Regions from separate parts of the Mus musculus genome. Here region 2 is linked to region 1. The links are chromatin loops, found by intact Hi-C in ENCODE. Cell type or tissue: heart. All regions are shown on one strand. Links, peaks and the distances in the headings refer to the core of each region. The heading gives the core; the rest is flanking DNA.

What was found. Hi-C counts contacts between places; a loop is a spot of excess contacts. Peaks named below come from ENCODE experiments on the same cell type or tissue, not always from the same donor. Only the 100,000 strongest peaks of a DNase experiment are listed, where the experiment ranks them.
Region 2: a loop joins it to region 1, with 2.4 times the contacts of the local background. A loop is called at or near these places in 8 of 42 quality-filtered maps.

The regions. Positions count from the first base shown.
Region 1 is chr8:117,495,484-117,501,722 of GRCm38, reverse strand. It overlaps Plcg2 (phospholipase C, gamma 2), which reads right to left and starts at 3,448. Exons shown (of 33, transcript NM_172285.2): 1 at 3,294-3,448. In heart, for the core only: no CTCF peak of the experiment used is centred there; DNase peaks (open chromatin) are centred at 3,132 and 3,292; H3K4me3 peaks cover 1,668 bases; H3K27ac peaks cover 818 bases; H3K27me3 peaks cover 2,193 bases.
Region 2 is chr8:117,544,855-117,551,093 of GRCm38, reverse strand. The region is part of intron 2 of Plcg2 (phospholipase C, gamma 2); the gene reads right to left. Among named protein-coding and RNA genes, the nearest start is that of Plcg2, 50 kb to the right of the region's middle. In heart, for the core only: a CTCF peak has its summit at 2,888; a DNase peak (open chromatin) is centred at 2,473; H3K27ac peaks cover 437 bases.

The sequences.
Region 1 (6,239 bases), core at 601-5,600:
CACACAACAGGGCACCCAGCTATAATCCTAGCACTTGGGGAGGCTGAGGCAGGAGGGTTGCTAAGAATCCAAGGCCAGCCTGCGCTACAGAGTGAAAAGCTGGTAGAGGAACAGTCATCTAGCCTGGGGAACAGGCTTCAACACAAGCCAGGATGTGACCTCACAAGATATATATACACTCTTAGCTCTCCTGTCCACTTGGGAGCTACCCATGCCAAACGCGCTATTTATATTGACACTATCAGTTAAGCAGGCTAGCCACTGGAGATGAGAGAGGGGAGTTTCCAGGCTAGTTCATCGTTGGGGGGGGACGGGACAGAAGCAAAGGCCCCCTGGAAAGTAGCTGTTATTATAAAACTCTCTAGACATGACACCGGTTTACCCTCAGGTACCTTATAGACCAATACATGCCATGCCTGGGAATACAGCTCAGGGGTAGAGCATCTGCCCAACAAGAGCCAAGTCCTGAGTTCAATTCCTAGCACCGGGGGAAGAGGGAGAAAAGCTGACAGCTTTAAAAATCAAAATCCATCCAGAGAGGAGGAAATTATATGACCAAGGTCACACAGACAGACAGACAGACAGACAGACAGTCATATGATTCTGATCCTTTCAGGGCTTGCTTTTTGTGAATTCAGAATGCTGGCAGTACTTGGCCATATGCCAACAAAACTGGCCGACTCTTTGAAGAGTGGGTAGGGGGACTGGCTTGTCCAAGGTCACCCAGCTTACAAAGTGGAAGATCCAGGTCCCCGTTGCACAGTTCTGCACTATACAGAATGCTCCATCCTGGCATCCCCACTGTTTCTCACTGTTAGATGCCCAGGAAAGGTTTCCCCCAGCAAGATCCCAAGCCCTGAAGCAACACCACACTGGAAACAGATTCTGGACAGGGCACCAGGCAGTGGCCAGTTCAGGCAGAGTATTCCAAGCTCCAACGCCCAAGGCAAGAAGGTCTCCTCCAGCTGACTGTATTCCCAGAGCAGGGCCCTAGCCATCAAGATAACTCCCTCTTTGCTTCTGTTTTGTTCTTTCCAAAATGAATGAATTAGCCTGGACTCCCCTTCCCTCCACCCCTACTATGGGTAACCTGATCAACTCACATAGTCAGTACAAACATGGCTGGTGGTGCTGGGAAGAAACCTCTTTTCTTTCTTTTCTTTTTTTTTTTTTTTTTCACGTTTCTATGTCCTTCACACTTTGAAACCAACTTCTCACACACAAGAACCCCAAAACAGGAAACAGGGACTATCCATCTCTTGAACAGTCTCTGCACATGTGGGTCAGTGCTGGATTTCAGCCAAAAACCCAAGGAAGAATTCTACTAGACTTTGGACCAGCTGAACCCTTGAATATTGCCTGCCCTTCCCACTGCACCAGGGATATCGGGGTTCATTTGACGGTCATCCTAAAAGCATGGGAAGGTCCAATCCAAGAACCAACAATGTCCACCTGTACACGTGGAAGTGAAAACAGGGTTGACTTTTTTTTTTTTTTAAGGGCACTGGTAAGCACCTCTAAAGTATAAAGTTGATCCAGCAAGCACTCTTGTGCAAAATGAGACATCCGGAAAGATCCTTACAGGACCATAAAACCAGAAACACTTGGGCTCCTCATCTCTGGGAAGTGGGCGGTGGGGGATACGGGGGGGGGGTACGGGGGGAAGGGGGGTTGGGGGGTGGGGGGTGGGGGGTGGGGTGGGGAGGGGTGGGGGGAGGGCATCCCCTACAGGCCAAGAGTATTGGCACACACTGATCATCCCAGCACTTGGGAGGTGGACACAGGAAGATCAGAAGTTCAAGGCTAACCTGAACTATATAATGAGATTGTCTCAAAAATAATTTTAAAAAATTTAAAATGTACAGAAGCTACGGAAAAGAGTGGATTTATAAATTATCACACGCCAATTTTGATCTTGGGAGATTTGTGAGCTATTTTGATTTAAAAAAAAAGAAACTTACAAATTAATGAGTTATAATATAAATGTTATTAGTGATATATATATATATATATATCTCGAAAGCATTGCTTGTAAATCTAGAGGGGGCCAATGAGAGAGGATGGGACAAGACATATGAATGGGTCCACTCTGTTAGTTGAAACAGAAAAGCCCTTTTGCGGAGACAGGGCAGGGAGAGGGTTGCCTATTTTCGAAATTAATTATTTGCAGAAGTTTTCCCACCAGTAACTTCCCACCAACTTCGCCCAGGAGGTGCAAAAGGGTCCCCGCTGGGGCTCCTTCAGAGTACCCCACACACGCCGCCTTGCCTGGGAGGCCAAGCACCGAGTAATTTTAAGCATCAATAAAAATCCACAGCCAAAATCCCCTGGGACTGCTACACTGCTGCCCACAACCGTGCAAAATGGGTAACAGCCTAGGGCTAGTCCCGACCCCAACATCCTGTAAGTGTCCCGCAGAAGCAAAGAGCAGGGGCCATGACCTGTGCCCACCAGGAAGGGCCTTTGCCACCAGGGTCAGGAACTGCAGGGAGTCTCTTTGATGCCCCGGAAAACAGGCTCTGGTCTAGTACGGGACCCAAGAGAGAAACCTGGACTCGGGGGGTGGGGGTGGGGGGGCTCCTCTCTGTGTGCTGTGTCACATAAATGGAACTGAAATTCAAATTTAGGTCTCAGAGAGAAAGCCACCTGTTTCCAGGGCGTGTCGGCCCCTCGCCCTGCCAGCCTCTCTCTCAACAGTTCGAGATCAGGGTACGGACAGGGCCTGCTCCTGACTTTCCAGGTATCAACCTCCTAGGTCCGGATACAACCCACCTTCCCTTCGAATTCTGGCTCCCCGCGAGGCAAATGACCTCTTTGAGATCCCCAAACTGAACTGAATTGCGGGAGGGGCGGGTCCCAGAATCGCGTGTGGAGAAAGAGCTGCTCCGCCCCACCCCGGAGCCACCTGTGTACTACTGGGAAGTACTGTTCAAAATCAAGTCCCCGCAAGCAGGGACGCGGCTCCCGCGTAGGACTCTCGGTGGCGAGGTAGACGCTTCGGCCACCCCAGCACCCGGAGCCGCGTCTCTCATTCAAACCCTAGTTGGCCACTGCTCACCCTGGAGAGGTGGCGCCAGCCCCAGGAGAGGAAGTGGCCGGCGGCTGGGCCGGGCCCGGCTGTCCCTAAGCAAGGGTTCCCCAGGGCACACCCGGCCACCTGCCCGGATCGCGCACCCCAGCCCTGCCCGCGCCCTCTTGGGCTCCGGCGCAGTCCCCACCCAACGCGGTGCCAGCTCTAGGGTCCCCGCACACGCGCAAGTCCCCGGGGAGCTCCATCCATCCTGGCTACTCACCTGGCGGTACCCCCGGAGCGCAGCCACCCGCACAATCCCTGGGCCTGCCAGCCACGGGTTGGGGGGACTCGGGGGTCCCTCGTGCAGCAGCCGCCTGGGGCCCGGGCAGTCCGGCAGCGCAGGTCTTGCTCAGCGGCGCTCCTTACTTCTGCTTTGGAGGCGGCCGCGCCACGTGACTCCTCGGGGCCGCCCCCCTTAACGCGCCGCCCTGTCTCAAGGCGGGTCCCGACCCGCCAGAGCATCCTAAAAGAGTCATGCCTTGCCCGACCAGGGGGAAACTGAGGCAGCCCCAGTACCACCTGCCTGGCCGCGATCGCTTAGCCAAGAGAACAGAAATTTCCCAAGAATATCAGAGTTTATGGGGCGCCTACTGCATACAGATACCATGCATGCATTGATTATCTTCACCCACTCGGGGTTGACAGAGCTGAATTTAGTAGTACATTGTTTCCTATCTTAAATGCCGCAGCCTCAGTTTCCATCTCTGCAAAACAGTGCCAGGCTCAAAAGTTTGTTTCAAAGAGTAACTGGGCACTAGAGAACTGAAATCTTGGCTTTTAAATTGGAAGACTGTGTTCTTTAAAACTCGTTGCTTTTTTTTCTGGGGAAAAAAAAATGTATTTTTCCGCTTAACGGTCCATACCTTTAATCCCATAACTAGGAAGGCAGAATGACAAAATTACATCTCTGAATTAGTTCAAGGCCAGCTAGGGCTATACAGTGAGATCTGTGTCCAAAAAAATTTTTTTAATATTATTTTTAAATTATGTGTATATGTGTGTGTTTATGTGAATCCATTTCTGTGAATACAGGGGATCAGGGAGGCTAGAGCTCATAGGATTCTCTGAAGCTGGAGTCACAGGCTGTTGTGGCTATGTGGGTTGCTGGGAGCTGAACTCCAGTCTCTGTAGGCGCAATATGTGCTCTCAACTGCTAAACCACCTCTCCATTCTGACAGAGAGAGAGAGAGAGAGAGAGAGAGAGAGAGAGAGAGAGAGAGAGAGAGAGATTTAAGATTTGATGATTTGATTTGATTTCAGGCTGGTAATCCCAGCACTTAGGAGGCCCAGGTAGGCAGATCTCTGTGAATTTGAGGCCAGCCTGGTCTACAAGGAGAATTCCAGGGCAGCCAAAGCCACACAGAGAAACCCTGTCCAAAGAAAGAGAGAGAGAGAGAGAGAGAGAGAGAGAGAGAGAGAGAGAGAGAGAGAGAGAGACTTGGTTTCTTCTGGGTGCCTTTAATCCTAGCACTCAAGAGGCAGAGGCAGGTGAATCTCTTGAGTTTGAGGCCAACCTGGTCTACAGAAGGACTTCCAAGACAGCCAGAGCCACACAGAGAAATTCTGTTTTGAAGGATAAATAAATAAATAAACAAGCAAGCAAACAAACAAACAAACAAAAAGACTTGGTTTTATGTAGCCCAGGCTACCTCAATCTTCTAGCAGGGACCAACCTTCTGATCCTCCTGCCTCTAACTCCCCGGGGCTCAGTTTACAGGTTTTGCCACTGTTCCCTTTTACATTGTGTCCCCCCACCTCATCCCACCCCCGCAGATGTCCTGCACTAGGTCAGCACTTTACCAACCTCATGCTGAGAGCCACCTTACAGCTGTCCCAGCACAGTGGCCACTGGCTTTGTTCTTGTCACCAATCACCATCCAACAGGTATGTATCCCTTCAGACACAGGGTCTCCTTAAGGGTCTCCTTGCAGCTCAATATGTAGACCAGGCTGGCCTCAAACTCACAGAGATCTGCCTCCCTGGTGCTGAGGCTAAAGGCATGTGCCACCACTAAATCACTCATGAAAGAGATCATGATGACATCAAACACATGAAACACGGGCCTCTTCTCAGAAATAATGACTAGGGCTGGAGAGATGGCTCAATGGTTAAAAGCACCGACTGTTCTTCCTAAGGTCCTGAGTTCAAATCCCAGCAACCACATGGTGGCTCACAACCATTCATAATGAGATTTGACGCCCTCTTCTGATGCATCTGAAGACAACTACAATGTACTTAGATATAATAATAAATAAATCTTAAAAAAAAGAAATAATGACTATATGACACTTTGGTATTTTTTTAAGGAACTTCAACATATATTATCTTTGTGGGATTGTATTCTTGTTTGTTTGAGATGAGATCTCACTATGTAGCACTGGCCAACCTGAAACTCACTGTGTAGCCCAGGCTGGCCTCAAACTCACAGAGAGAGATCCTCCTGCCTCTGCCTCCTGACTGTTGGAATTATAGTTGTGAGCTATCACATGTGATTTGGGGTTTGTGTTAGTTTGTTGGTTGGTTGGTTTTGTTTGGTGTGTGTGTGTGTGTGTGTGTGTGTGGTTGGTTGGTTGGTTTTGTTTGGTGTGTGTGTGTATCTGTGTGTGTCTGTGTGTGTCTGTGTGTGCGTGTGCATGTGTGTGCATGTGCACCTGGACTTCACTGCAGCATCCTCCTCTTCCCTTAGAGATGGGACAGAAGCCCTAGAGAAGCCCTTAGAGAAGGTTTCCAGCCTTGATTATGGGGCACCCATCTTTCCATCCACTCATGTGAGATGGCTCAGAGGGTAAAGGCACTTGCCACCGAACCTGCCAACTTGTGCTGTGTTCCAGGAAACCCACATGGTGGAAGGAGAGAACTGACCTCAACGTAGCTGTCCTTTGATCTCCACAGCTGCGCTGTGACACTCCCAGGCTGCCTTATGAAATAAATGACAAAATAAATAAATGAAGAAAATTAATGCAAAAAAGGCTCAAAGTCACTAAACACAAGGGAGTGGGGAGAGCAAGGAAGTCACAGAGAAGAGAGTCAACCCCTTCTCTTTGCTGTAGAGCATCAGTCCTCAACCTTCCAAATGCTTCAACCCTTTAATACAGTTCCTTGTGTTGTGGTGACCTCCCCTCCCCCCAAGCCATAAAATTATTTTCCTTGCTACTTCATAACTGGA
Region 2 (6,239 bases), core at 499-5,498, 49 kb before region 1:
CACTGGGTCTCTTCCTCTATTGCTTTCCATCTTGCTTTTTAAACATTTGTTTGTCTGTCTGTCTGTCTGTTTGTTTTGTGTGTGTGTGTGTGTGTGTGTGTGTGTGTGTGTGTGTGTGTGTATGTTCACACGAGTGTCTCAGCATACATGTCAAACCTAAGAACAACTTGTGCATGTCAACTCTCCCCCTGTGAGTCCCAGAGATAAAATTCAGGTTGTCAGAACTGGGAGCAAAAACCTTTACCCTCTCAGTCCATCTCTCTAGCCCTCCACTTTACTTTTTAAACTTACTTTTATTTTACCTGTATGCCTGTGTACCACATGCATGCAGTGCCCGTGAAGGCCAGAAGAGGATGCCCTGAAACTGGAGTTCAGGAAGTTGGGAGTGACCATGTGCATGCCAGGAACCCAACCCAGATCCTCTTTAAAAGAAGCCAGTACTCTTAACCACTCAACAATCTCTCCCGAAAGCTCACCAATTCAGCTAGACCGGCAGCCAGTGAGCCCCACGCATCAGTCTGCCTCTGCCCCTCCGGCTCTGTGGTTACAGCTACTTATTCTGTGTTCAGATTCTATGTGAACACTGGGGATCCACACTCCGGTCCACCTGCTTACCCAGCAAGCACTTCTCGAATGAGCCATCTCCCCACCACCTCTACACCATGTCGCACACACCACACTGGATAGGTGCAGCTGTACAACACCTCACATAAACACCCTAGGGAAGAATAGTTTATTTTGGCTCCCAGTTGCAAGTTTTACTCCCTCGTGATGGATATGGGGTGTCAGAGCAGAGTTCAGCCAGGAGAAGGATTTAGGGGAAAGGGACACAGACAGACAGACAGATGGACGGACAGACGGACGGATGGACGGACGGATGGACGGACGGATGGACGGACGGATGGACGGATGGGTGGACAGACAGATGAACAAGAGGCCCAGGCAAGATATAACTCCAAAGGGTATACTCCAGGAACATTCTAGCTAGTTCCTACCTCCTAAAGTTTCTAGAACCTTCCAAAAGAATACCACCAGCTAGGAACCAGGCCTTCAATACATGAGTCTGTGGAGAAGGGCTCTTCCCATTCAAATCATAACACATCCTCAGCCATTACATCACTACAGCATAAAAAAAAAAAAAAGTGGTATTCTTTGAGTAAATGCTCTGTAACTGGGGGGCAGGGTAGGATGGGGAAGGAGACTAAAAGAGTCTGCTCTGAGTGCTACGCAGTGCTTAGGAAACTGGTTGGGATGCCCAGATTAAGTGACAATCCTATAGCCTTTGTGTCATGAATATGACAGAATATATTGCTAGCCCCACAAACGGGCCTTCCTTCGTGTTCTCAGAAATGTTTTAGATTCCAGGGCCAGGGAGATGGCTCAATGGGTAATGTGCTTGCTATGCAAGCATGAGGAGCAGAGCTTAGATGCCCAGCACCTACATAAAAGCTGGGTGTGGCTGTAAGGCTGGCCCTGGGGGATAAAGACAAGTCCTTGGAGTTCATGGGCCAAACGAGACACATACACACACATCACCCATACACACACACATATACACACACATACACATGCACACACACACATATACACACACATCACACATACACATATACACACACATACACATGCACACATACATATACACACACATCACACATACACTACACACATACATATGCACACACACATACACACACATCACATATCACACATACACACACACATACACACACATATACACACATACTTACACACAGCACACATACACATGCACACACACATACACACACCACACATACATACACATACACACACATGCACATACACACACATATACACACATATACACACACATCACACATACACACATCACACATACACATCACACATACATATGCACACACACATACACACACATCACATATCACACATACACACACATACACACACATATACACACACACAGCACACATACACCCACACACACACACACATGCACACACAAATCACACATACATACACACATCACACATACACATGCACACACACATACACACACCACACATACATACATATACACACACATACACACACACACAAATATATTCAGTTCAGCCAAAGAGAAAGAGCCATATTTGTACATGTATCTGAAACAGCACAAGAAGACAACAGACTCTCCACCCACCCACCCACCCACCCCAGTTTCCTGACAACAAATACCACTAATGGGAAGGATATGGGGCAGAATGGTCAGGGGTCATTGTCTGTGCTGGTGGGGATTTCTGCTTCAGGCACACAGTAAAACAATCACCTGTCTTTGCAGAGCAAGCTAAGAGTAGCTGAGCTCAGACCTTGTCTTATGTGGTGGGGCTCGTGGCTGGGCTTCCTGCTTGTAGAAGCAAGATAACAGCCACAAACAAGGCCTGGCCTTTGCATGTCCCACCCCTTCCTGGCATCATCTTGGGTCTTCCCCAGATCTAGATACCCTCTGCACCCTGGTTCCTGGAGTTAGCCACCCTTCCACTTCCTGTCCTCCCCACCCTTGTGGTGCATCCCCATCAACACTCCGTCTCGGTCCCTTGCCTTATATCGTCTACCCTTGGTTGCCCTGCCTGGGATGGGACATGAGTCTTCATATTCAGCTTTTTACCAGGCTTGGTGGCTCACATCTGTTAATCCCAGGAGGCTGAAACAAGAGGATCAGGAGTTCAAAGCCAGCCTGGGCTGCCTGAGACCCTTCCTCAAAAAAACAGAACAAAAGAAAGAAAAACCTTCCAGAAAAATCTTCCTGTCTCCTTGCTTCTCCCTCTCCTGATCTTCAACCTCCAGCAGTGTCCCCTGGTGATGTCCTCCTATCCTTCACACCTAGAGCATGGCTCTCTCTCCCTGTACCTGACCTTAGGTGGCACTGTTTGCCAGCAAACTGCATCTTCATATAGCCTCAAGACATAGTCAAGGGGAAAGACAGACGGAAGGCTAGACAGCTGCACACACGTGCACACACGTGCTCCCACCTCCTTGCCAAGTCATCATTCATACACCCATGTAGTCTCAGCACCAAAAGGAGCCAGCACCGGGGATTTCAAGATGACGTGACAAACAAGGCTCTGTCCCAGGAGTTCTAGGAGCCTAGAAATATAGAGCATGCCCAGTGTCACCAACACATATAAATCTACACATATGTACAGATATGTACACATATGTACAGGAAAATGAGAGGCCAGTAGGATCCGGTACCTACAGGGGAGAAGCCTGTTCTGAGTGGACATGTGTTTGTCTGGCCCAGGTCTTGAAGATGGGCTCAGGTAGGGAAGAGAGAGCAAAGCCCATGAGCACATCCTGGAGTCCAAAGACCCAGGTTCAAACCCCAGCTCTGCTTTCTACCGTTATGGCCTAGTCGTCACCCCACCGCAGTTCTCATGGATAGAGACCCTATTCCACTGCTCTGTGAACCGAAGGAAACAAACTGCAGCCCCAAGAAGTCTCTGTCAAAGTTACGTCAGCTACCGGGGATGATATTCCGGCCACCTCTTAACAGTCCCTTCTGCTGCTTGTAGTTTATATGACAAGAACAAGGGCCAAGAGCTCAGCCAGAGACCGTGGTGAAAGAAACTAAAGATGCCAGGCTGTTTGACATGCAACTGCATGTGACCAGAGACCAACCTAGCCCACAGCAGCCTGAGTAGCCTAGAGACTTGGAAGCATCCAGAAGACCTAGGCTTGAAGCCCCACTCTTTCCTGGCTGGGGGACCCAGGGTGGGTCACTCTCTTCTGGTTTAGCTGCCATTGTTCCATGGATATAAAATGCAGAGCCAGGTCTGGCCTTCTGAACAAAGCCTAAGATATTAAAATTTGCTTGGGAGCTGGGCATATAGATCAGTGGGTAAAATGTTTGTCATGCAGGCATGAGGGCCCAAGTTCAATCCCACAGAGTGCACATTTAAAAAAAAAATCTTAGTATGGTGATGCATGTAATCCCAGCACTGAGGAGGTGGAGACAGAAGAATCCATGAGGCTCAATGGGCACTCAAGGTTGTTCTCTGACCGCCACGGGCAAGAGTACATATGTGTGAATGCATGAGTGTACACACTCATGCACACACACACACCTTAGCACTAAGGATGGGGGGGAAAGACTGCTCTTACTGTCTTGGTGAGAAAGTGACCCCGCAGTTCTAGAGACTGTACTAAGAGCCAACAGAAGAGAGCGTTCATGCCTCCTGCTTCCACGGAAAGAGAGTATGCTGGCAACCATGAGCACACAGTGGTAGCTGTTTGCTGAAATGTTTTGTGTTCCTGCAGAGATGTTAGTCCCTGGGTGGGTTTGAGGTCGCCAAAGCCCCAACCATCCCACCTTCTGCCCCAGACACTCCCTGTCAAGGGAGAGGCAGGGATACTTTCTGATAATGAACCTGGAACGGTCAGGTCAGCTTCAGCTCAGCCTCCTAGTCCTTTTCTGGTTCTATTAACCCCGAAGCAGCCACCTGCCCTGCTTGGCTCCCTGCCACTGAGGGAGGAACTGGCTACAGGCCACCTGTGAGCACCCAAGAGTGCTGGAGACAGGGTGAGCAAGCCACCAAAGTACAAGGCCATAGTTCCAAACCCTCTCTCCAGGCAGCTCACCAAGCCCACGCGCCCAGGATCTGGACACACTGTGGTAGGTATCTTCTGAGCTGAGGATGTAGTTTGGCTGTCAGGATGCCTGCCTAGCATGCACCAGGCCCTGTGCTCAGTACCAGCTCACCATAAACTGGGCATAATGATGTCCATCTGGAATCTCGGCATTGGGAGGTCTAGGCGGGAAAATCAGAAGTTCCAGGTCATCCTTGGCTACATCCATGGTAAGTTTGAGGCCAGCCTGGGCTACGTGATACTCTGTCCCTCCTTGCCCTCCCCCCATTTTTTTTTCAGCTCAATTGTTTGCAAGTTTAGGGAGGAAGATGAGCTTTAGTCTCTGGCCACAAAAAAAAACCCCAGCATGTAATCCTTTCAAGTTCAATGCTACAGTGGCCCTTATATTTGGCCCTTTCTCCTCCTGCTGGAAACTAAGTTAGAATAATCCCCTTTTGCTGTGTCTCCCTGTAATGTATCTTAATACACACACACACACACAAATACATATCTTATACCTCTAAGTTGTGAAATCAGTCATCCTTCCTATGTAAGATTCTAGAGAGGGTGGCCATTTAAAATGAGCACTAGGTGTCACACTGAACGTATAGTGTATGTCTAGAAATCACACAGTCAGGGACTGGGAGGTGGCACCATTGGCGAAGTGGTTGCTGTGCAATCAGGTGGACCTGAGTACAATCCCTAGACTCCACGTAACAATGTCTGCTACAGTGGCATATGCTTGTACGCAGCACAGGGGAGGCAGAGACAGGCAGATCCCCGGGGCTCACTGGCCAGACAGCCTCATTTGGTCAGTCCTGGACCAGTGGGAGCCCTTGTCTCAAGAAGAAAACAAGGGACCTGGGACCTAAGGAATAATGGGATAATAACCTGAGCTTTTCTCCTCTCTCTCTCTCTCTCTCAATCCCTCTCTCTCTTCCTCCCCCGACCCGATCCCCTTTCTCTGGCACTCACACCCACTGATACAAATAAGTGTTAGTACAATGCAGAAAGGATTTGCTACCTTATATAAAGAGCACTTAATATTTAATGTGCTTTGCTACCGTTTATCATAACCATCACATTAAGCCCTCAGTACACAAAATCTATTTCTCGATTCCAGCCCCTGAAGGACCGGCCAGTTTCTTTGTCTTGGTCTGGGCATTGTTTTCTTTGTTGTGTTTGGCTTCAGCACCTCGGCTTGAACACTCTTTCTCCAACTGCAATAGAGCTTTGTGATAAGCAATGGCTGCACGCTGTTGATACTATGTAGCTAATATTTTCCTCAAGTTGCCTTTTTTTTTTTTTAACTGTAGCAAATCAATTCTGAGGATGTTTTCGCAACTCTGACAGAGAGAAAACAAGAGCCATTCAGCAAGCAGCAGAAGAACGATCAAATAGTCATGGCTTCGGTGGAAATGAGACCAGATTGTTAAATTCTACCCAGAAGCAACTGTCTGTCAGCTTGCTACTGAGTTTTAAAGCGTAGGAAGAAACGAACTGCCCAGAGGATGAAGCCAAAGTCGCTGTGTAAGGAATGGAAATAGAGGTCAGAGCAAGGTCTGGGTTAGGGGAGGCAGTCACAGGGATGCAGGGGATAACTCTCCATTTATGCTACCCTCATATCA